Regions from separate parts of the Homo sapiens genome. Here region 2 is linked to region 1. A link is an interaction called in ENCODE POLR2A ChIA-PET data of the cell type or tissue named here. Cell type or tissue: GM12878. All regions are shown on one strand. Each heading gives the region's core, and the rest is flanking DNA. Links, peaks and the distances in the headings are about the cores only. Region 1 overlaps LOC124903714 (a long non-coding RNA gene). Region 2 overlaps PHLPP2 (PH domain and leucine rich repeat protein phosphatase 2).

Region 1 (12,330 bases), core at 354-5,353:
ATGGGATTACAGATAATTTTTACTTTATTATATTATATTATATTTTGTTTTTGCAACGAGCACACCATTCTTTTAGTTAAAAAGAAAATTCTTATAAGAAAATGCAGTTTTATGGATTTTTGTTTTTATTTTATTTATTTATTATTTTGAGACAGAGTCTTGCTCTGTTGCCCAGGCTGGAGTACAGTGGCGTGATCTCAGCTCACTGCAACCTCTGCCTGCCAGGTTCAAGAGATTGTCATGCCTCAGCCTCTCGAGTAGCTGGGATTACAGGTGCCTGCCACCACACTCAGCTAATTTGTGTATTTTTAGTAGAGATGGGGTTTCACCATGTTGGCCAGGCTGGTCTGGAACTCCTGACCTCAGGTGATCTGCCCACCTTCACCTCCTAAAGTGCTGGTATTACCGTGCCTGGCCAATTTTTGTTTTTAAAACAACAATATCCTGAAAGTGTTAAACAAACTTAGTAAGAGATAATAACTAGGAAAAAAATTTTGGTTTTTTTTTTTTTGAGACAAGGTGTTGCTCTGTTGCCCAGGCTGGGGTGCAGTGGCACAATCACAGCTCACTGCAGCCTCGACTTCCCGAGCTCAAGTGATCCTCCCACCTCAGCCGGGACTACAGGTGCATACCACCATACCCAGCTAATTTTTTTTTTTTTTTTGTAGAGACGGGGTTTTGCTATGTTAGCCAAGCTGGTCTGGAATTCTTGGGCTCAAGTGATCCTCCCACCTCACCCTCCCCAAGTGCTGGAATTACAGGCATGAGCCACTGTGCTTGGCCAAAGATTATTATTTTTATGGTTTTGTTTACTACCGAGGACTGCTTCAATTTAACAATGAATAGGCCGGGCACGGTGGCTCACACCTGTAATCCCAACATGATTACTTTGGGAGGCTGAGGCAGGCAGATCACCTGAGGTCAGGAGTTCAAAACCAGCCTTCCCAACATGGCAAAACCCCATCTCTACTAAAAATACAAAAATTAGCCAGGCATGGTGGCGTACACCTGTAATCCCAGCTACTCGGGAGGCTGAGGCAGGAAAATCACTTGAAAATCACAGAAGTCGCAGTTAGCCAAGATCGCGCCACTGCACTCCAGCCTGGGCGATAGAGCAAGACTCCATCTCGAAAATAAATAAGTAAATAATAATAATAACAACAATTTAACAAAGAACAACAACAAAAAATAAAACTGAAGAAACATTGGCTAGCAGACAGACCACTTAGATGCCAGTCTTGGCTAGGTTTAATTCATTTTTTGCCCAGAGCAAGGTGTTAAACATCTCTGAGCCTGTTTACTCAGCTTTCCAATATTTATTTGTCTTGCCTGTTCCAAAATGGATTTAGAGTGGCTTGTTATGCAAAAGGGATCAGCTACATGAAAGCACTTTGAAAAGCCTGAAGCATCATAAGAATGTAAATACTGAAATTTTTGTGCCGCCTCATCATTCAACTAAAGCATTTACTGACTGCCCTTTATAAGTAACAGTAGTACAGTGTGTCTTACATTTACAAAAGTATTTTCAGGCTGGGCGCAGTGGCTCATGCCTGTAATCCCAGCACTTTGGGAGGCCAAGGTGGGTGGATCACTTGAGGTCAGGAGTTCGAGACCAGCCTGGCCAACATGGTGAAACCTTGTCTCTACTAAAAACACAAAAATTAGCCGGGCATGGTGGCACGCACCAGTAATCCCAGCTACTCAGGAGGCTGAGGCAGGAGAATTGCTTGAACCCATGAGACAGAGGTTGCAGTGAGCCAAGATCGCGCCACTGCATTCCATCCTAGGTGACAAAGTGAGATGCTGTCTCAAAAAAAAAAAAATTAATTAGTTGGACATCATGGCATGTGCCTGTAGTCCCAGCTACTCAGAAGGCTAAGGCAGGATTTTTTGACACCAGAAAGGTAAGGCTGCAGTGAGCAATGATTGCACCACTGCACTCCAGTCTGAGTGGCAGAATAGGACTCTGTCTCAAAAAATATATTAAAAAAAGAAAGAGTGAGAGAGAGAGAGAAACAAAAGGAGGAGGGGAGGGGAGGAGAGGCTCAGAGAGATTAAATGATCGGTCACACTTTCATACAGTAGAGGCCAGACTCAAATGTAGTCCTTCCATCTCTGGATTTGTCTTCTAGCCCATATAGTAATCATTCAAACAGGCTACCTGATTATTTCCCCTATGCCACACTGTCCTGGGTGCACCAGAATCTGTAATAGACATAACAAAAGAGACTGCCCCTATCCTTCAGATAATTACAATCTCATTGAGGAAAACGAGATTTTTTAAAAATCCAAAAATATAAAATAAGCCAGTGATATCATTCAGCAGATAAGTCCTAGTTCAGAAAGAGAAGAAAACGGAGAGGTCGCTGAAGTTCTAGTTCAGAAGGAGCAGAAGAAGGAGAGGTTGCTGGGAGCTAGAGCAGTGAAAGATGGCTTTTGGAATACATAGTATCTGGTGGAATCTGGGGTACTAGAGGGGAACTGTCTTGTTTGGGCTTAGGATGCAGTGAGTTTCTTTCTTTCTTTTTTTTTTTTTTTTTTTTTGGAGACAAAAAAAAAAGGGTCTCGCTATGTTGCCCAGGCTGGAGTGCAGTGACACAATCTCGGCTGACTGCAACCTCCACCTCCTGGATTCAAGTGATTCTCCTGCCTCAGCCTCCTGAGTAGCTAGGACTACAGGGGTATGCCACTGCACCCAGCTAATTTTTGTATTTTTAGTAGAGATGGGGTTTCATCATGTTGGCCAGGCTGGTCTCGAACTCCTGACCTCGTGATCCTCCCACCTCAGCCTCCCAAAGTGCTAGGATTACAGACTTGAGCCACCTCATCCGGCACAGTGAGTTTCTTAAATGATTCGGTCAGTATCAGCAGCTGAAGCCCATGTGACCTTTAGAGCAGATGGGGAAAGCTCTCTCTGAAGAAATGCAGTTAGCATCTTTCACAAAGAACCCTTCCTGCCTCTCCACGTGCCAGAGATCTCAGCCGAGAAAGGAGAGTGAAGAGGGGCACAGCCGTGTAAGAAATACAATGACGTGAGTCAAAGAGGCGGCTCCACTGGCCTGTTTTGTTATCCTTTGAGTCACACGAATCTATAAATAAGACTGAAAGACAGAGAGAAATTAGTCTGTCTGCTGTTTCTGTAATGTTTTCACAAAAAGCATTTTCACAATTCTTTTAAAGCACAGTCCCTAATCACGATGTATGCTGGCCTGAGACAAGAGTTTAGGAATTCATCTTTAACTTATGACAAAAGCCAGAAAGGATGTAAAAATTAAAATTCCAACAGCCAACTCCATACACTCTTTGACCTCTTACCAAGAGCATTAGGAATTCTGCTATATGTAGAAGAGTAAAGACCAAAGCCCGGAGGACATTAGCTTCTGCCAACCTTCTTCTTTGTTTCAGAATTTTTTTTTTTTAAAGAGGCAGCCCTAGGCCGGGCGCGGTGGCTCGTGTCTGTAATCCAGCACTTTGGGAAGCCAAGGCAGGTGGATCACCTGAGGTCAGGAGTTCAAGACCAGCCTGGCCCACATGGCGAAACCCTGTCTCTTCTAAAAATACAAAAATTAGCCAGGCGTGGTTGCAGGCACCGGTAATCCCAGCTACTTGGGAGGCTGAGCCAGGATAATCACCTGAAACCGGGAGGTGGAGGTTGCAGTGAGCCGAGACTGTACCACTGCACTCCAGCCTGGGCAATAGAGTGAGACTCCATCTCAAAAAAAAAAAAAAAAAAAAAAAGAGGCAGCCCAAAGTGCCACCTGAGATGCTTTATGTTACAATATTTTCTTTTTCTTAGAGTAGTTTTTCTTGACTTGTAAATTATTCTGTATTATTTTGGCACTTTTGGAGGGAAAAACTTTACCAGGTATGAGACTGCAATCAACTTAAATTCCAAATTGAGGAAATGGTGCCATTCTCCTGTTAGGAATGACAAAATTAAGGTCACTAGAAGAGAATGCACCATCTAGAAACAAAGCAGGATTTCTGACCCATTGTTTTCTACTCAAGTAATTTTATTTCCTTAATATGGACACCATTAAGCCAGGAGCAGTGGCTCATACATGTAGTACCAGCTACTCAGGAGGATGAGGCAGGAAAAACCCTTGAGCCCAGGAGTTTGAGACCAGCTAGGACAGCATAGTGAAACCTCATCTCGAAAATATGTATAAATGTGGGCACCGTCATTTGTCTAGAAAAATCTATAGTAAATTGTTTTGTTTTCCTTTCATTGCAAAGTCTCATACTTGTTCTTCCAAAATCAGTTCTATGAGTTGCTTTAAAATTAGCCTGGGACGTCCAAGAAGTGTTAAGACATCTGCAGTAACTGGGGCAGCCAGTCCCTGGAGGCCAACTCAGGGAACAACAAACTCCTTCGCCAAGCCGTCCACACATGCCAGCTGATGGTCTAGGACCCAAGTATGTGCCAAGAGTGAGGTGTCTTACTTCTAAGGAGAGGCAAGCAGTTTGCTATGCAAGCGGGTCGCTGGCCCTGGACCTAAAGATCTTCTCTCTAACTCCATATTCTTTAAATAAACTTGTCTTTTATGAGGAGTGGAAAATCTTAGAATGAAGCATTCAAAATGAAACTGATTTTTTTTTTTTTTTTTTTTTTTTTTTGAGATGGAGTCTCGCTCTGGCACACAGGCTGGAGTGCAGTGTTGCAATCTCGGCTCACTGCAACCTCTGCCTCCCGGGTTCAAGCTATTCTCCTGTCTCAGCCTCCTGAGTAGCTGGGATTACAGGCGCGTGCCACCACGCCTGGCTAATTTTTTTGTATTTTTAGTAGAGACAGGGTTTCACCATGTTGGTCAGGCTGGTCTCCAACTCCTGTCCTCCTGATCCGCCCGCCATGGCCTCCCAAAATGCTGGGATTACAGGCGTGAGCCACCGCGCCCGGCCCCAAACCGGGTTTTTAAAGAGTCATTGGTTTATAGGTATCACCTTCTCATATGCAAAAGGAGGAATGTAAACTCCCCCGGATATGTAAAAGAGAATTCTGAACCAAAAATTTTGCATAACCAATAATTACATCTAAAAATTAATTTGGCTTTTGGGTATGAGCCTAAAACGAAACTTAAAAATAAAGTATATTGAAAAGAAAAATGGGGCCGGGCGCGGTGGCTCATACCCCTAATCCCAGCACTTTGGGAGGCCAAGGCGGGTGGATCACAAGGTCAGGAGATCAACACCATCCTGGCTAACACGGTGAAACCCCGTCTCCACTAAAAATGCAAAAAAAAAATTAGCCGGGCGTGGTGGCGGGTGCCTGTAGTCCCAGCTACTCGGGAGGCTGAGGCAGGAGAATGGTGTGAACCCGGGAGGCGGAACTTGCAGTGAGCGGAGATCGCGCACCATTGCACTCCAGCCTGGGGTACAGAGGGAGACTCCGTCTCAAAAAAAAAAAGAAAAAGAAAAAGGAAAAATGGGCCAGGTGTGGTGGCTCATGCCAATAATCCTAACACTTCGGGAGGCTGAGGTGGGAGGATTGCTTGAGTCCAGGAGTTCAAGACCAGCCTGGGCAACATGGCGAAACCCTGTCTCTACAAAAAATACTAAAGAAGCCAGGCGTGGTGGCTTATGCCTGTAATCCCAGCACTTTGGGAGGCTGAGGTGGGCAGATCACCTGAGGTCAGGAGTTCGAGACCAGCCTGGCCAACATGGTGAAACCCTGTCTCTACTAAAAATACAAAAATTAGCCAGGCGTGGTGGTGCATGCCTGTAATCCCAGTTACTCGGGAGGCTGAGGCAGGAGAATCGGTTGAACTCGGGAGGCAGAGGCTGCAGTGAGCAGAGATCGTGCCATTACACTCCAGCCTGGGCAACAAGAGTGAAACTCCGTCTCAAAAAAAAAAAAAAAAAAGTCCAGATGCAGTGGCTCACGCCTGTAATCCATCACTTTGGGAGGCTGAGGAGGGCAGATCACGAGGTCAGAAGATTGAGACCATCCTGGCTAACACGGTGAAACCCCGTCTCTACTAAAAATACAAAAAATTAGCCAGGCGTGTTGGCATGCACCTGTAGTCCCAGCTACTTGGGAGGCTGAGGCAGGAGAATCTCCTGAATCTGGGAGTCAGAAGTTGCAGTGAGCCGAGATAGTGCCACTGCACTCCAGCCTGGGCGACAGAGCGAGATTCCATCTCGAAAGGAAGAAAGAAAGACAGAGAGAGAGAGAGAGAGAGAGAGAGAGAGAGAGAGAGAGGAAGGAAGGAAAGAAGGAAGGAAGGGAGGGAGGGAGGAAATTAACCAGGTGTGTTGATGCCTGCCTGTAGTCCCAGCTACTCAGGAGGCTGAGATGGGAGGATCACCTGAGCTGGGGGAGGTAAAGACTGCAGTGAGCAGTGATCAAGCCACTGTACTCCAGCCTGGGCGACAGAGTAAGACCCTGTCTCAAAAAATAAAAAATAAAAACAAACAAAAGCTAGTTACGCAAGAAACCAAAAAATAATAATATTTTGGCCTTCTTTTCTAGCCTCTCCAGTCTCACAGAATCACTAACATTTAGTCCACTAGAAGATAAGAAATAATGGAAACTAATATTTGTTGCGCACATACTAAGTGCTAAAGAAATTTATATATATTATTTATTTTTTCTTTTCTTTTTTTCTTGAAAGGGAGTTTCACTTCATTGCCCAGACGGGAATGCAATGTCATAATCATGGCTCACTGCAGCTTCAACCTCCTGGGATCAAGCCATCCTCCCACGTTAGCCTCCGAAGTAGCTAGGAATACAGGCGTGCACCACCATGCCCAGCTATTTTTGTTTTTTAATTCTTTTATAGAGATGGGGTCTCACCATGTTGCCCAGGCTGGTCATGAACTCCTGGACTCAAGCAATTATCTCTCCTTGACCTCCCAAAGTGCTGGGATTATAGGCGTGAGAAACAGTACTTGGACAAAATAAATAGTCTTATAACAACTCAAATATCTTCAATGAGGCCAGGTGTGGTGGCTCACACCTGTAATCCCAGCAATTTGAGAAGCCAATGTGGGAGGGTCACTTGAAGCCAAGAGTTCAGACCAGCCTGGCCAACATGGCGAAACCACGTTTCTACTAAAAATACAAAAAATACCCGGGGGTTGTGGCACACAACTGTAATCCCAGCTACTTGGGAGGCTGAGGTAGGAGAATCGCTTGAACCTGGGAGGTGGATGTTGCAGTGAGCTGAGATCACGCCACTGCACTCCAGCCTGGGCAACAGAGCAAGACTCCATCTCAAAAAAAAAAAAAAAAAAAAAAAAAAAAAAATATATATATATATATATATATATATATATATATATATATATATCTTCAGTGAATACTAAACAACTCCAACTTCTACCAGCATTCTCTATAATTACCAGGAACCAATGAAGGAAGGAAATCATTCTTCCAGTCATCATTCTGAAAGAAAAAAGATCACTGGTGGGAAGTAGAGGAGGGCAGATATCTGAAGTCAGGAGTTCCAGACCAGCCTGGCCAACATGGTGAAACCCCGTCTCCACTAAAAATACAAAAATTAACTGGGCATGGTGTCGCGCACCTGTAATCCCAGCTACTCGGGAGGCAGAGGTTGCAGTAAGCCAAGACTGTGCCACTGCACTCCAGCCTGGGCAACAGAGCAAGACCCTGCCTCAAAAAAAAAAAAAGAAAAGAAAAGAAAAAAGATCACTGGGAAGTAATTGGTTTGTGTTACAAATGCATATTTCGCACATAGTAGGCCTTCAATAAATATCTCTTAAAATGAATAGAAATTTAGTTACCCATTATCACAGTCGAGCTTCCTTCCTGTTTGGGGTGAAGTTTTTTTGTTTTTTGTTTTTTTTTTGAGATGGAGTCTGCCTCTGTCCCCAGGCTGGAGTGCAGTGCTGCCACCTTGGCTCACTGCAAGCTCCGCCTCCCAGGTTCATGCCATTCTCCTGCCTCAGCCTCCCGAGTAGCTGGGACTACAGGCACCCGCCACCATGCCCGGCTAATTTTGTTTTTGTATTTTTAGTAGAGACGGGGTTTCACTGTGTTAGCCAGGATGGTCTCAATCTCCTGTCCTCGAGATCCGCCCGCCTCAGCCTCCCAAAGTGCTGGGATTACAGGCGTGAGCCACCGCGCCTGGCCTGTTTGGGGTGAAGTTTTTTTTTTAGTGCTTTCTAACAATTAGCCTTAGAGTGACCATAGGTCTTGCTGCTTCTGTCATGTATGGCCTCATATAAGAACCCAGGAAATGTTTTGTCTTTGAACCTGGAGATGCTATTTGTGAAAGATGTTTGTTTAATAAAATCAGAGGAGGCGGCCGGGCGCAGTGGCTCACACCTGTAATCCTAGCACTTTGGGAGGCTGAGGCAGGCGGATCACCTGAGGTCGGGAGTTCAAGACCAGTCTGACCAACATGGAGAAACCCCGTCTCTACTAAAAATACAAAATTAGCCGGGCATGGTGGCACATGCCTGTAATCCCAGCTACTCGAGACGCTGAGGCAGGAGAATCGCTTGAACCCAGGAGGCAGAGGTTGCAGTGAGCCGAGATTGCGCCATTGCACTCCAGCCTGGGCAACAAGAGCAAAACTCCATCTCAAAAAAAAAAAAAAAAAAAAATCAGAAGGCACCTTCTCCAATAAATAAACAGAGAGGGGAAAAGGAGTAATGGGAAAAAAAGGAAGTGTTGAAGATTAAAAGACTTCAGATACATATCAACCAAATACAATATGTGGATCTTTTTGGATCTTGATTTCACAAAATAACTGCAAAATTCATTTTTGACAGTTGGATAAATTTAATATATAGATGAATATTATATGATATTAAGGACTTCTTTTATTTATATTTTATTTTATTTATTTATTTATTTTGAGATGGAGTCTCACTCTTGTCACCCAGGCTGGGATGCAATGGTGTGATCTCGGCTCACTGCTACCTCCGCCTTCCGGGTTCAAGCAATTCTCCTGCCTCAGCCTCCTGAGTAGCTGGGATTACAGGCGCGCACCACCACGCCCAGCTAATTTCTGTATTTTTAGTAGAAACAGGGTTCCACCATGTTGGACAGGTTGGTCTTGAACTCCTGACTTCATGATCCACCCGCCTCAGCCTCCCAAAGTGCTGGGATTACAGGTGTGAGCCACCGTGCCTGGCCAGGACTTATTTTCATTATAATGAGAATAATGACATTGTTTTATGTTAAACAAAGGATATGTGTTAGAGATATGTAATGAAGTATTTACAGTTGCAATTATATAATTTCTCACATTTGCTTAAATTCTTCCTCTGCTTTCTCCCCCAGAAAAGTTAAGAAGAGTCCGGGCGCGGTGGCTCACGCATGTAATCCCAGCACTTTGGGAGGCTAAGGCGGGTGGATCACGAGGTCAGGAGATCGAGATCATCCTGGTTAACACAGTGAAACCCTGTCTCTACTAAAAATACAAAAATTAGCCAGGCGTGGTGGTAGGTGCCTGTAGTCCTAGCTACTCGGGAGGCTGAGGCAGGAGAATAGTGTGAACCCGGGAGGTGGAGCTTGCAGTGAACCGAGATGGCACCACTGCACTCCAGCCTGGGTGACAGGGCGAAACTCCAACTCAAGAAAAAAAAAGGAAAAGAAAAGAAAAGTTGAGAAGAGATAGATGAAATAAGAGCAGCAGAATATTGATAACTATTGAAACTGAATGATAGGTACATGGGAGTTCATATGTAATACTAATTTTATAAAGGCAGTATCTAAAATTTTCCTTAATAAAGTTTTCTTTGTTTTATTTTTAAATCAGAGGACTCGACTTTCGAGAATAGAAGCTGAGCAATATACAAGGTGTGGTTGAGACAAATAATTTCAACAAGAAAATCAGACTTGGATTATGTCTGAAATATAAAGTCTCAGAAAAAGAGCTTCAGGCTCAGAAATGCCTAGCAAGTAATGAGGAAAATTTTGAAGTAAAAACAAACAAACAAACAAAAAAAGCCTAGCAAAGTAATCAAAGAAGTTCTCTTTATGCTGAAGGAAGAAAAAGTGAAGAAAATTAGTGCCTACAGCTCTTTAGTTTTTATTTATTTGACCTCTTCAGATTTATGTATACATATTTTGTGAGGTTTTCTTTTTTATTGAGAAAAGGTCTTGCTCTGTCACGAGGGCTGGAGTGCAGTGATGCGATCGTGGCTCACTGCAACCTTGACCCCTTGGGTTCAAGATCCTCCCACCTCAGACCCCAGAATAGCTGGGACCACAGGAACACACCATCACGTCCAGCTAATTTATTTTTATATTTTGTAGAAATGAAGTTTCCCCATGTCGCCAAGGCTGGTCTCAAACTCTTGGGCTCAAATGATTCTCTTGCCTTGGCATCGCAAAATGCTGAGATTATAGGTGTGAGCCCCCATACCCACCCAAAGTTTTAATACTATTTTCTTTCTTTTTTCTTTTTCTTTTTTTTTTTGAGACAGAGTTTCACTCTTGTTGCCCAGGTTGGAGTGCAATGATGCGCTCTCGGCTCAATGCAACCTCCGCCTCCTGGATTCAAATGATTCTCCTGCCTCAGCCTCCCGAGTAGCTAGGATTACAGGTATGTGCCACCATGCCAGGCTAATTTTGTATTTTTAGTAGAGATGGGTTTCACCATGTTGACCAGGCTGGTCTTGAACTCCTGACCTCAGGTGATCCACCCGCCTCCACCTCCCAAAGTGCTGGGATTACAGGCGTGAGTCACTGCACCTGGACTTAATACTATTTTCAACATAAAAGTAAATTGTTTTCCATATTATATGAATTGAATATATCTAATCTAAAACATGAGTCTAAATCACTGTACATTAAAGACTTTCAAATTTGTCCAGCTCATAAAAATGTTCTCTGCAGTCTGTACTGTTTTATTGTTAAGAGGTTGATGAGAGACTATAGCCTTGTTTTCTTATGATTTAAGTGTAAAAATATATCACATATCAGCTAAATGATTGCAAATATCCCTCCATCCTTAAAAACATTGCAAAGATCAGACCGGGTACAGTGCCTCATGCCTATAATCCCAGCACTTCAGGAGGCCGAGGCAGGCGGATCATGATGTCAGGAGTTCAAGATCAGCCTGGCCAATATGGTGAAACCATGTCTCTACTGAAAATACAAAAATTAGCTGGGCGTGCTGGCGCATGCCTGTAGTCTCAGCTGCTCGGGAGGCTGAGGCAGGAGAATTTGTTGAACCCAGAAGGCAGAGGTCGCAGTGAGCAAAGATCGCGCCACTGCACTCTAGCCTAGGTGACAGAGTGAGACTCCATCTCAAAAAAAAAAAAAAAAAGAAGAAAAAGAAATGTATTTTTGGCTGGGTGCAGTGGCTCACACTTGTAATCCCAGCACTTTGAGAGGCCAAGGAGGGAGAATCACTTGAGCTCAGGAGTTCAGAGACCAGCCTGGGAAACATAATGAGACCTTATCTCTATAAAAAATTTTTAAAATTAGCTGGGCACGGTAGTGTGCATCTGTGGTCCAAGTTACTCAGGAGACTGAGATGAGAGGATTGCTTGAGTCTGAAAGGCAGAGGTTACAGTGAGCCAAGAACACGCAACTGAACCCCAGCCTGGGCAACAGAGTGAGACCCTGTCTCAAAAAAAAAAAAAAATGTGGCTGGGCGCAGTGGCTCATGCCTGTAAATCCCAGAACTTTGGGAGGCTGAGGCGGACAGATCACTTGAGGTCAGGAGTTCAAGACCAGCCTGACCAAGATGGTGAAACCCCATCTCTACAAAAAATACGAAAATCAGCTGGGCGTGATGGAGTGCACCTGTAATCCAGCTACTTGGGTGGCTGAGGTGGGAGGATCACTTGAACCCGGGAGGCAAAGGTTGTAGTGAGCTGAGATCACACCACTGCACTCCAGCCTAGGCAACAGAGCAAGACTCAATCTCAAAACAACAACAACCAAAAAAAAAAACGTATTTTGGCACTACCCAAGTATCCTTCCAGATTTTGTTTCCCTATCCATACTGATCTTTTAGGAGGAAGGACAGAGCAACAAAGGGCTGGAGATGACATGTAAGGGTCCTGGTGCACATAGTGTTGATACCCTAAGTTGATCACCAGTTCCTACTTCAGTACCACCTCCTCTGCCACGGCCATCTTTCTTGACATCATCAGTAAATCCAATATTGACCAGGTCTGCTGGGGCTTCAGCCTTACAAGAGAGAAAGAATTCCACTAGGTTCTCAATATTTTTTTTTTTTTCAGACAGAGTTTTGCTCTTGTTGCCCAGGCTGGAATGCAATGCCATGATCTTGGCTCACCACAACCTCTGCCTCCCAAGTTCAAGCAATTCTCCTGCCTCAGCCTCCGAAGTAGCTGGGATTACAGGCATGCACCACCACGCCTGGCTAATTTTGTATTTTTAGT
Region 2 (12,330 bases), core at 3,773-8,772, 110 kb before region 1:
CTGAGGCCATGTGAGTGAACCGTGTTGAAAGTGAATCTTCCAGGCCTACTCAGGCCTTCAGATGACTAAAATCTCATGAAACCCAAGCCAGGACCATCCCTCCAGCTAAACTGCTCCTAGATTTCTGGCCCACAAAAACTATATAATTATTAAGTATTAATCATTTTAAGTCCTAACTTTTGAGGCAATTTGTTACAGAGCCAACAGATAACTAATTCATCTATCTATCTATCTATCTATCTATCTATCTATCTATCTATCTATCTATATATCTATCTACCTACCTACCTACCTACTACCTACGTTTTGTTTTTGGTACCAGGTACATTATTACTTTTCAAAGATTATTAACTTTAAGTTTCATCCCAAACTTAATTTCCTCACTCAAACCATACTAGCTTTTCTATGTCAACAGAACTCACTTTTGGAAAGATCCCTCAAAATTTAAGTACTACAAACTGGTACTCTTTTAGACTCTACTGGAAATATCCTCTTAAGGGTATAGTACATTAAGATCCTGCATATGCTGTCATTTATCAGATGGTGGTAGGAAAAGTAGGGGCATCAGAGCCAACCACTGTGCAGTATAACTGCACGTAAAAGAAAGGTTCAACTTTCATTCTAGAAAAAAATATACACAGTAGCCCCCCTGCCACCTGTGGTCTTGCTTTCCAAGGTTTTAGTTATCTGCAGTCAATCATGGTCTGAAAATAGGAAGTAAAGTACAAGATATTTTGAGAGAGAGAACATTCACTAACTTTTATTACAGCATATTGCTATAATTATACTATTTTATAATTAAATATTGTTAATCTCTTACTTTGCCTAATTTATCAATTAAACTTTACCATAGGTATGTGTATACAGGAAAACACATAGTACATATAGAGTTCAGTACTATCTGCAATTTCAGTCATCCACTAAGGATCTTGGAACGCAATCCCAGTGGATAAGGGGGGACTACCATAATGAAGAACTAGGGTTCAACCACAATCAGATAAGAAGCATGTTACTGTTCCAAGTTTTTGTTTTTTTAACTATTATAGTGATAGATGGGTCGTGTTCCTCAAATTCATCTTAAAATATTTTTCTCAGAAGAGTCAAAAATCCTAGATTTAAACCCCACTAAATTCACCAATATACAAATTTGACAGGTATACTCATCAACGTCAAGTCATATATGATAATGATTACTTACTCTCAACATTTTTGAGCTATCCAGAAGTTCACAGACTTTACCAGGAGCTTGAAAAAATAATTTACTAAAGCATGATCCAGTCAAGATTCTGGCAAAGGTATAAAATAATGCTAGTAAGTTAGCAAAATACAAGTGCAAAATGAGCAAAAATAAAAAGAGAAGATATTTTTAAAGTGTTCCCTTACCCCTGACCTCTTGGCTTTTGTTGTTGTTTGGTTGGTGTTAACTACGTTAGTTAATTGGCTTAAAACTAGCTTTTGATAAAATACCTTTAAAAAGCTGACGGCAGATAAGAGGCACAAATGATCAACCTAAAAGTAGTTAACATACAAAGCCACTGATAAATTCTTACCACCATAAAATCGAATCATACAGCCGAGGTCAGGATTTGTAGCCTCCTCCTGTATGCGCACAGGATCATCAAATCCCAGCCTGGATAAGTAATCATAAACGATCTGAAGAGGTCGTTCAGTAGGTTCCAGTCTCCTGATTACACAATTCAAAAAAATATATATATTTGGTAAGTAATAAAAATGGTTCATTTAATTTTTTAGTATTTTTATTTGTATAAATTTCAGGGGTACAAGTGCTATTCTGTCACATGAATATACTGCTTAGTAGTGAAGTCTGGGCTTTTAGTGTAATCCTCACCTGAATCATGTATATTGTATTCATTAAGTAATTTCTCATCCTTCACTCCCACCCCACCCTCACACCCTTCTGCTTTTCCAATGTCTATTACCCCACACTCTATTATTTAGCTACCACTTGTAAGAGAGAACAGGTAGTATTTGACTTTCTGTTTCTGAGTTATTTCACTGAAGATAATGACTTCCAGGTCCATCCATGTTGCTACATTAAGACATGACTTCATTCCTTTTTCATGGCTGAGTAGTAACTCAACATACAAAATCTGCTCTTGATTTTTATTCCTAGGTCAAGTTTTTCTTTAATATTCTATGATACAACTAATCTAAACAAGTGTTTTTTTAACTTTTTGGTGTCAGGACCCCTTTATACTTTGGGGATCACAAAGAGCTTTTGTTTACATGTGTTATATCTATTGATATTTACCAAATTAGAAATTAAAATTGAGAATTTCCATTTATTAATTCACCTTAAAATAACTCCCTAAAGATCATTCTACTACATGGTCCTAATTGAAAGCTAAGGTAAAACCAGAATGTCCTGCAATCACTTGTGGCCTCTGGTGACACTGTATTTTAAATCACAGACTTAAAATACTGAAAAATATTTAAAAAAAAAACAAAAGTGATGAATGTGCATTTTGATAGAAGGGGCTATAATAGTCATAATAGCAAGACAGCTCTTTTATAATGCTTTTACCAGAAACCAAACAGTTATAAATACAGTGGCTAAACGTATAGGCTCCAACAGTCAACTGCCTGGGTTCAAGTCTTAGTCCTGCCACTTACCAACTGCATGCCCCAGTATATTTACTCTCACTGTTTTAAATCCTCATCAGTATCATGGGAATAGCAACAATACCTAACTCATAAGATGTTTAAATTTATTTATTTACTTTCAACAAGATACTATATAGTATGAAAAGTGCTTAGCAAAATATCTCACATGTAGTAAGTGTTCAGTAAGATACTGACAATTATTATTCTAAAAAATTTTAAGATTGGAATCAATTTTAGAATAAAAATAGAGTATTTCTCCCATCTCAAACAACAACCAAAAGCAAGCACAGGAAAGTCCGTATGTGTTCAAAAGGTCTGAAAGAACATTTAAAGAACCTGTTAAGAACCTGTTCAGAAAACTTAAGAATAGCCGGGCGCAGTGGCTCACGCCTGTAATCCCAGCACTTCAGGAGGCTGAGGCGGGCGGATCACGAGGTCAGGAGATGGCTAACATGGTGAAACTCCATCTCTGCTAAAAATACAAAAAAATTAGCCAGGCATGGTGGCGGGCACCTGCAGTCCCAGCTACTCGGGAGGCTGAGGCAGGAGAATGGCATGAACCTGGGAGAAGAGCTTGCAGTGAGCCGAGATGGTGCCACCGCACTCCAGCCTGGGCGACAGTGAGACTCTGTCTCAAAAAAAAAAAAAAAAAACTTAATAATTATAGTATTAATAACTATAAGAAACATGATGCATTTCCCATCATGACAAAAACATATGAATGATGTCTGCATTTTGTAGTTTAAGAACTAGAAAATGCTGTTGGCAACAAGCTGAACATAAACAACTACAAAGCTGAACATAAACAACTGTAACAAAATGATAATTTTGGAACAGAAATCATACTGATGTACAAAAAAGACAAAAATAAAACAACCACCTGGCCTCTCCTGACTGCTCAGTTCAGTATTTTAGCTTCCAGAAACTATCACATAAACTCAGAATGAACTGCTACATGGGGAATGATCAAAGAAAAAAAAGCCTGTAACGACCAATAAAGATTGAATTAAAGAGAAATGGGAAATAAACTTTTCAGATTATGTAGACATCAATTACAATTAATCCCTAGCCAAACAAAACCAAAATTTACAAAACTCATTGTCTATGACAATCTTAGGCATTTTCCCAGCACAATGGTGGGATTCTTCTGAGAGAAAGACACGTTTTAAGGGGGACTTTTAATAAACTGCATCCTGGAGAGAGGTCAACTAACCATATAATATGAATAAACTGATGGAGGATTAACTTCAAGACAAGGAGAGTAAGGATATAAAGAGACAGATCTTCAAATGTTCAGACGGATTGGACTTAACTCTGTACTGCTCCAAAGAATGGGACTCAGAACAATGAGAAGGTGCATAGGTAGATTTAAGCTAAACATGAGGAAGAATTTTAACCATTAGAGATGCTCAACCATGAAATGAACTGCCTCTCAGAACTGTTCAGAGAGACCTGGAGAGCCATCTGTCACAGACATTTTAGAAGAAACACCTGTAAGAACCAAACGGGGCCAGATGATCTTCAGGGCATTTCAGAAATCAAGGGTCTATGAGGTATCTAAGGCACCTTCCTAATATAATACAAATTCTACCTGACCCCTACAGTTCAGTGTATTTAAACACTATAATTCCATATAAGGACCACGTATTCAGGACCAACAAACAATTATACTTTCAGGCTAAATCTCGAGTGCTCAATTTTTCTATTTCTCTCTAGAAAACTGAAAGAAATGGAAGCATCCTAATTCTGACATATTTTACACAACCAAATTTCCTGGCCTAAAAAGGCTCTGTAGATTTTGGAAACCCTCCTTACACATGTCTTTTTTTTCTTTTTCTTTTTCTTTTTCTTTTTTTTGAGCCGAAGTCTCGCTCTGTTGCCCAGGCTGGAGTGCAGTGGTGCGATCTTGGTTCACTGCAACCCCTGCCACCCAGGTTCAAGCAATTCTTCTGCCTCAGCCTCCCGAGTAGCTGGGACTACAGGCCCACGCCACCATGCCCAGCTAATTTTTGTATTTTTAGTAGGGACAGGGTTTTATCATACTGGCCAGGCTGCTCTCAAACCCCTGACCTCATGATCTGCCCGCCTTGGCCTCCCAAAGTGCTGGGATTACAGGCATGAGCCACCACACCCAGACCTCCTTATACATATCTACCGTAAGAAAGTATTTTCTTTCTTCTAAGTAAACAAGTAATATTTCAAGAAGTACAAAAACAAGTAAAATGAAGGACTAATTCCATTTACTCATTAAACTCTTCTGCTGAAAAAAGTAGACAGTATTGGGGAGGGAAATGCTATAATGTGCTTACAGTTCAATTTTGTGTTTCAAAGTTCCAAAAGTTTAAGAATCTGGTAATTAGCTATTTGTTAAATCTCTCACCAATCAAAGGGAAATAATATACTGCAAAACAGGTGTGAGAGAAAGTAATACTGGCAACAAAAAGTTCTATTCAGCATTTGAACTATTTCTACTACTGCTTTAAGGAGACAATAGTTTTGGAGTAACAGTTTTGGTTTGCTTCAAATGCTTGTGAGACCTACTATAGTCCATGTAAATTTGAATATATATGCATATGGTAATTTCTCTCCAAACCAGCCAACGGACATAGCAATGCTGTTAACAGCAGATTATACCGCTTAGCCAAGAGTAGTATCATTCTGTATTAGTTATTCTAAGCAGTCCCTATAGTTAAGATATATGTAAGAAGAGTAAATTTCATTCCAAGTATCATTTCACAAGAGTTTTAGTTAATAGTGGGGTGGCCAAACTATACACTATTAAAATCAAACACATGGAATCAAAGACCCTAACAAAGTATAGTACCATGTTCTACATCAAATTCAGATTAAAACTCAATCCTTGACTGCCTATAAAGGTAAAATCTGCAAATGTTAAAATCAGTAATATAGATAATAATACAAATAGAAACAATAGGGATACTTCAACAAATGTTTATTTCATACCTGACACTATGCTGAAAATGTTTAATTATTACAAAACTATGTCTATTTTGCAAATAAGAAAAATGAGATTCAGAGTCACACAATTAGTACATAATGACATCAGGGTAGGAACCTGTGTCGGTTTCATAAAACCTAGGTTCTTTTCAGGAAAACCAAATTATTTTATATATAGTTAAAATAAATTAAGCAGAAGAGAGCTCAAACCACTTTATGTGTTAACTTATTCACACCAAGAAACCTAAAAAAGCTATGTTTTAAAATTACCATTATTTCATTAAGTCCAATATATCATGATTTAAAAGATACACCATTTTTTTTTTTTTTTTTTTTTTTTTTTGAGACGGAGTCTTGCTGTCGCCCAGGCTGGAGTGCAGTGGCGCAATCTCGGCTCACTGCAGGCTCCGCCCCCTGGGGTTCACGCCATTCTCCTGCCTCAGCCTCCCGAGTAGCTGGGACTACAGGCGCCCGCCACCTCGCCCGGCTAATTTTTTTGTATTTTTAGTAGAGACGGGGTTTCACCGTGTTAGCCAGGATGGTCTCGATCTCCTGACCTCGTGATCCGCCCGCCTCGGCCTCCCAAAGTGCTGGGATTACAGGAGTGAGCCACCGCGCCCGGCCAAGATACACCATTTTTTACGCACCACTGCTGAATAATAAAGAATACAGCTGGTCTTTGTCCCTGGTTCCTGTGAGGAGACTCTAATCCTTAGCATTTCCTGAATAATAGGAGTGTCTTTGTTATTCATGACCCCCTTGGATCACCCCCCAGTTTATGCTAAGAGATGAGAAGACTCAGGACAGCGGCTGGTCACCAGAAAAGACCAACCACCATGTGATTAGAGGGTTGGGGCTCTGAGCCACCCTGACCTGGGTGGGGAAGCACAGGGGGCTGGAGACTGAGTTGAATCATGAGGTCAAAGATTCAACCAATTATGCCTTCATAATGATTCCCCAATAAAAACATTGTACTGAACACCAGTGGAGTTTCCCAGCTGATGAACTGTTCGATATGGTAGGAGGGTGACAGGCCTTGATTCCACTGGGAGAGGGTACAAAGTTCTGTATTTGGGACTCTTCTAGACCTCACCCTATGTGTCTCTTCAGTTGGCTGGTGCTGATTTGCATCAAGCTAAAACTGTAATTGTAAGTATAGCACCTTCCTGAGTTCTGCCAAGTTCTTCCTTGCAGACAGTTGGTCAGAAGTGCAGCTGGAGTCTGAAGGGCAGTCTTGCTGGGGCCTTGCCCTTTAACTTGTGAATTCTGCACTAACTCTGGCAGTCAGTGTCAGATCTGTATTACAGCAAGCCAGCTGGTGTCAGAATAACCATTAAGAAAAATCGGCAGGGCACAGTGGCTCACCCCTGTAATACGAGCACTTTGGGAAGCAGCAGTGGGTGAATCACCAGGTCAAAGCCTTTCTTTAAGGTGTCCACGCCGCCCCTAATCCTGCTCGAAGCAGCCCTGAGAAACATCGCCCATTATCTCTCCATACCACCCCCAAACATTTTTGCCATCCCAATACTCCACCACTGTTTTGTTTTGTGTTTCTTATTAATATAAAAAGACAGGAATGTCAAGCCTCTGAGCCCAAGACTGCCTGTACACATCCAGATGGCCTGAGGCAACTGAAGAACCACAAGAGAAGTGAAAATGGCCGGCTCCTGCCTTAACTGATGACATTACCTTGTGAAATTCCTTCTCCTGGACAATGAGTCTCAGAAGCTCCTCCACTGAGCATCTTGTAACCCCCAACCCTGCCCGCAAGAGCAGGTTGACTGTAATTTTCCACTACCTACCCAAATCCTATAAAACTGCCCCACCCCATCTCCCTTTGCTGATTCCTTTTTCCGACTCAGCCCGCCTGCACCCATGTGATTAAAAAGCTTTATTGCTCACACAAAGCCTGTTTGGTGGTCTCTTCGCACGGATGTCCCTGACAAAGAGATCAAGACCATCCTGGCCAACATGGTGAAACCCCGTCTCTACTAAAAATACAAAAATTAGCTGCGCCTGGTGTTGCGCGCCTGTAGTCCCAGCTACTCGGGAGGCTGAGGCATGAGAATCACTTGAACCCAGGAAGCGGATGTTGCAGTGAGCTGAGATTGTGCCACTACACTCCAGCTTGGGCAACAGAATGAGACTCCATCTCAGAAACCAAAAAAAAGAAAAATCTAGCCAGATGCAGCAGCGTGCCCCTGTAGTCCCAGCTACTCAGGAGGCTGAGACAGGAGAATCACTTGAGCCCAGGAGGTCAAGGTTGTAGTGTGTTATGATAGGGCCTGTGAATAGCCACAGTACTCCAGCCTGGACAACATAGCATGATCCAATCTCTATTTTTTTAAAAAAAGAAAAATAAATTTTAAAAAATTCTGCCAATTAAACTATAACCTACCATCAACTCTAATATATATGCTGATTTCAGAAGTTTTAAAATGGATAAAAAATGTTTCAAAATAAAGAAAATTATTTACCTATATTCCAATTTTGTAACATATAATGCATTCTTTTAAAATTTTTAAATAGCACAAAAACATGTAGGAAAAAAAACTCCCTTTCCCCTATTCAGTGGTAATCAGTTCAGTATGTATCCTAAAACAGGATGTTTCATTCCACCTTTATAATTTCAAAATATGGCAAACAAAATTTTAGTGACTCAGCAAATGGGAATCAGAACTCAGCATCCCAAATCCCAAGGGTGCTATTTTCTGTTATACACACCCTATTGGTTCTAAACTAATTTTAAAAGATAGCTACTGACTATTTAGAAATCTTAGTTTCTCTTCTCATCTGGTTAATGAAAAAATAAAAATTAAAAAAAAAGAAAAACAGTTGGTTATTTCGATGACTAAGAATAAAAGTATATGACCATCAGCCAAAGGGCAATCCATTTTATCACAAATGATCTTAACAACTTTTCAGACAGGAGGCAATGATTACACTAAGCTTCACTAGTGAGTCATTTTTATCACTCGAAACAGTTCAATAGAAAAGACAAGCCAAATATTTTAATTGTAAGTAGCAGCAGATTGAGAGACAAGACCAATCTATCACCAGCCAGCTGCAGGAATGTGCATTCAACCTGAACCCTCTGAGTCTGTTTTCACTGAGGGAAATGGCCTCAGTGATTCCTAATGGGGAAGTTTCTGACTTTTGGGACAGGAAAATCCTTGGCTGTACAAGGTTGTCCCACACACATTTTTCTTTTTCTTTTTTTTCTGAGACAGGATCTCTCTGTCGCCCAGGCTGGAATGCAGTGGTGCAATCTTGGCTCACTGCAACCTCCGCCTCCCAGGCTCAAGCGATTCTCCTACCTCAGCGTCCCAAGAAGTGCGCGCACTGGAACCACAGGTGTGCACCACCATGCCTGTCTAATTTTTTATATTAATATTTTTGGTAGCGACGGGGCTTCACCATGTTGCCCAGGCTGATCTAGGACTCCTGAGCCCAAGCAATCCTTCTGCCTTGGCCTCCCAAAGTGCTAGGATTACAGACTTGAGCCACTGCACTTGGCACACACACATTTCAATAAGTCTCTCTGGACCTTGCCACCTAAATTCTGTAACTCTTCCCAGCAGTTATGACAACCAAAAAACCCTGTCCCCACACATATTTCCAAATGGCAAGGTGGGAGGGTTACAGGGTAGATTTAGTTTCACCACCAGATGATCTCTCTAAGGTTTCCTCAAGTGCTAAAATTCTATAAATTAGTAATTCTTGAGTTATAGTCAAGTGATAACTCATGGTTAAAAAAAACATAAAGTAGTAATGAATAACTCAGAGAAAACGTGGGGTAATTTTAATCCCAGTAATCCCATTTCCAGGACCTAGCCTAGGGAAATCAGCAATGTGACAATACATGGGCAATGGTTTAGTCAATGCAACACCAATTCTAAGACTTGCATGATTTCAGACAACTGAAATAGGTAATATTTATTGAGCACTTGTTAGGTGCCAGACATCAATCTAAGTACTTTATTGCTATCTGAAGTACAGCACATCTCTTAGGAGCTTAATTGAAATGTACATTCTCAGGCTCCACCTAAACCTACTGAATCAGAATCTGTACTTGAACAAGCCCCACAGGTGGACAGTTTAAGCAGCACTACAAATATTAATTCATTTAATCTTCATATCATTTATAATTTAATCCTCATGACAACTCAACAATGTAAATATTATCATCTTCCATTTTACAGATTACTACACTGAAGCACAGAGCATTATATATCCTGCATAGTAACTGTCGAAGCCAGGATTTGAACCCATACACTCTCATTCCAGAATCCAATCTCTAAACCATTGCTGCATATTATGTCTCAATTTATAGTATATCCATACAGAGGAATATTCTGTAACTATTAAAACTGGTGTCTAAAGAATTTCTAATGACACCATGAAATTAAGATGATCCAGCCGGGCACGGTGGCTCATGCCTGTAATCCCAGCACTTTGGGAGGCCGAGGCGGGCAGATCACCTGAGGTCAGGAATTTGAGACTAGGCTGCCCAATATGGAGAAACCCCGTCTCTACTAAAAATACAGAAAATTAGCCAAGTGTGGTGGCTCATGCCTGTAATCCCAGCAACTCAGGAGGCTGAGGCAGGAGAATCGCTTGAACCCAGGAGGCAGAGGTTGCAGTGAGCCGAGATCGCACCACTGCACTCCAGCCTGGGCAACAAGAGTGAAACTCCGTCTCAAAAAAAAAAAAAGGAATTAAGATGATCCACTAAGTAGACAGGAGACAGGATATAAAACTGAATATGATGTGAGCCCAAATACATAAATATTTAAAAGTATGTGGGATTGAAAAAAGATCTGGGTAAAAATAATGTTACTATGGGGAGGCAATACAGAAGACAGACGTAGTATAAGAATGCCAGGATTCAAACTCCAGCTCTACCACTTAGTAGCCGATTGCACTTAGATGAGATGCTTAACCCTGTGAAACTTTAATTTCCTCATTTATAAAATGGGGACAGCGTCTACCTCACAAGATGGTTGTGAGGATTAAATGAGGTAATTTACATAAAGCATAAGCATTGATTATCATTTCTCTTTATGCTTTTTCATTTTCCAAAATTTCTTCGGTGAACATACTTCAGTAATCAGCAAAAAGTTCCTTAAAAAGATAATGCCTTAGATTGTCAACTATCTGACAAAGGGCTTTTACGCAGAAAATACTCCCTTGATTAGATAATGTAAAACTGATCATAAACAAGTAACAGCTGAGTAACAGATCTAAAAACAATCTTGAAATAAGCATGATTAAATAGTGAAACTGAGGAAGTGTCACTGCTGCGCCAGTTCCTGTCACAGCTGGCCTTTACTCAGAAAGAAGTCCATCATCTACCTTGAATGATTCAGGCATTCCAACTGCAGGGCAGTACCTGCCTGTCCTTGAGCAGGTTACTGAATCTCTCTCAAGGCCTCAATCTTCCTCATCTAAAAGCAACGATACTACCTCCCTTGGAGTTATTGTGAGGATTTAATGAGAAAATGTGCATAAAGCACTAAGCATACCAACACATGAAAGCACTTAATGTTAGCTGAAATCTACCATCATCATCATCCTTAGCTGGATAAAAGTTATTGAGCTCCTACTCCAGCAATGAAAATATATTCATTCTTTGAAACCACAGTTCAATAGTGCTTTCATTATTTTCTAATCAATTATACCTTCAAAGGGCTATTTCATTATAAATGATGAAGGCTACAGGGCACATAAGTAAATAAACACATAAGTAAATAAACTATCACATTCGGATTCTTAACTAATTACACAACTACTAGTAGCAAGCCATTCCAGTGGGGTTTTCTTCGTATTTCTAATATCTTTGTATACATAAACATTACTATACAAATGAATACACCATATACTTAAATAAGTTAATCAATCACTACCAGATATAATATAGGTCAAGGCTTTCCACCTGATAAAATTAGATCAGAATCAGTGTTAAGACTTAGAAAAGCCTAAGGATCACCCAGTCTGATCCTTTCGTTTTACAAATGGATTTAGCAAATGTAGTAAACTGGTGAACAAGGAAAACATTCAAATGCTAATCTACTTTTTCAGGAATTAGTCCAAATCCTAAAAGGAACACATAGTAGATCTCAGTTTAGACTTTAAAAATGACATCAAATTTTAGCTCAGCTAAAGGTGTTACTATTATTACCACACTTTTAAGGTGTAAGTGGGAGCTTCCTTTTCACTTTCAACAGTATTAAATCCACAGCTTTGAATTCTGTTTCAAGACACTTTTTCAATGACAGGAAATGCAGAAAGGAGAAAAATCATGGTCAGGCATTTAAAGACCTCTTATTTGACAACTAATTCAAAGAACTAACAGCGATTTTCTTTAAAAAGCTGAATCAAAGAGTTCACATGCATAGTATAAGACTATTATAAAAATATTTTCTTCACATTTGCATAAAAATTTTTCAACACACAAATGGCTTTTAAACCCATGAAAATATGCTCATTAAGAGAAATGAAAATTAAAATAACAAAACAACAAAATTCCTCTCACATTTGCAGAAATCTAAGTCACTTGGCCTAGAAAAAGATTTGTCGTTGGAATGCTGACTTTATGATTCTCTAATTTTAAAACTTTTAACAATCATTTCTATTTAAGAGCAAGTCTGAGCTCATTCATGTGTATGTGCCTCTATTTATACATAAAATTTACTACTAACATATTTTTGAGAAAGTAAGGAGAAAATAGATATACTTTCATATTTC

What was found. Peaks named below come from ENCODE experiments on the same cell type or tissue, not always from the same donor. Only the 100,000 strongest peaks of a DNase experiment are listed, where the experiment ranks them.
Region 2: POLR2A ChIA-PET joins it to region 1 with 5 read pairs; 3 of 35 experiments call an interaction of 5 or more read pairs at or near these places.

Annotation. Positions count from the first base shown.
Region 1 is chr16:71,813,800-71,826,129 of GRCh38, forward strand. It overlaps LOC124903714 (a long non-coding RNA gene), which reads left to right. Exons shown (of 2, transcript XR_007065110.1): 2 at 4,263-4,559. Among named protein-coding and RNA genes, the nearest start is that of AP1G1, 11 kb to the left of the region's middle. RefSeq lists an enhancer at 4,499-4,548. In GM12878, for the core only: no CTCF peak of the experiment used is centred there; DNase peaks (open chromatin) are centred at 2,982 and 4,432; H3K4me3 peaks cover 1,957 bases; H3K27ac peaks cover 3,362 bases.
Region 2 is chr16:71,701,048-71,713,377 of GRCh38, forward strand. PHLPP2 (PH domain and leucine rich repeat protein phosphatase 2) reads right to left here. Exons shown (of 19, transcript NM_015020.3): 3 at 1,551-1,684. Among named protein-coding and RNA genes, the nearest start is that of SNORA70D, 8.5 kb to the left of the region's middle. RefSeq lists an enhancer at 6,834-7,462. In GM12878, for the core only: no CTCF peak of the experiment used is centred there; no DNase peak of the experiment used is centred there.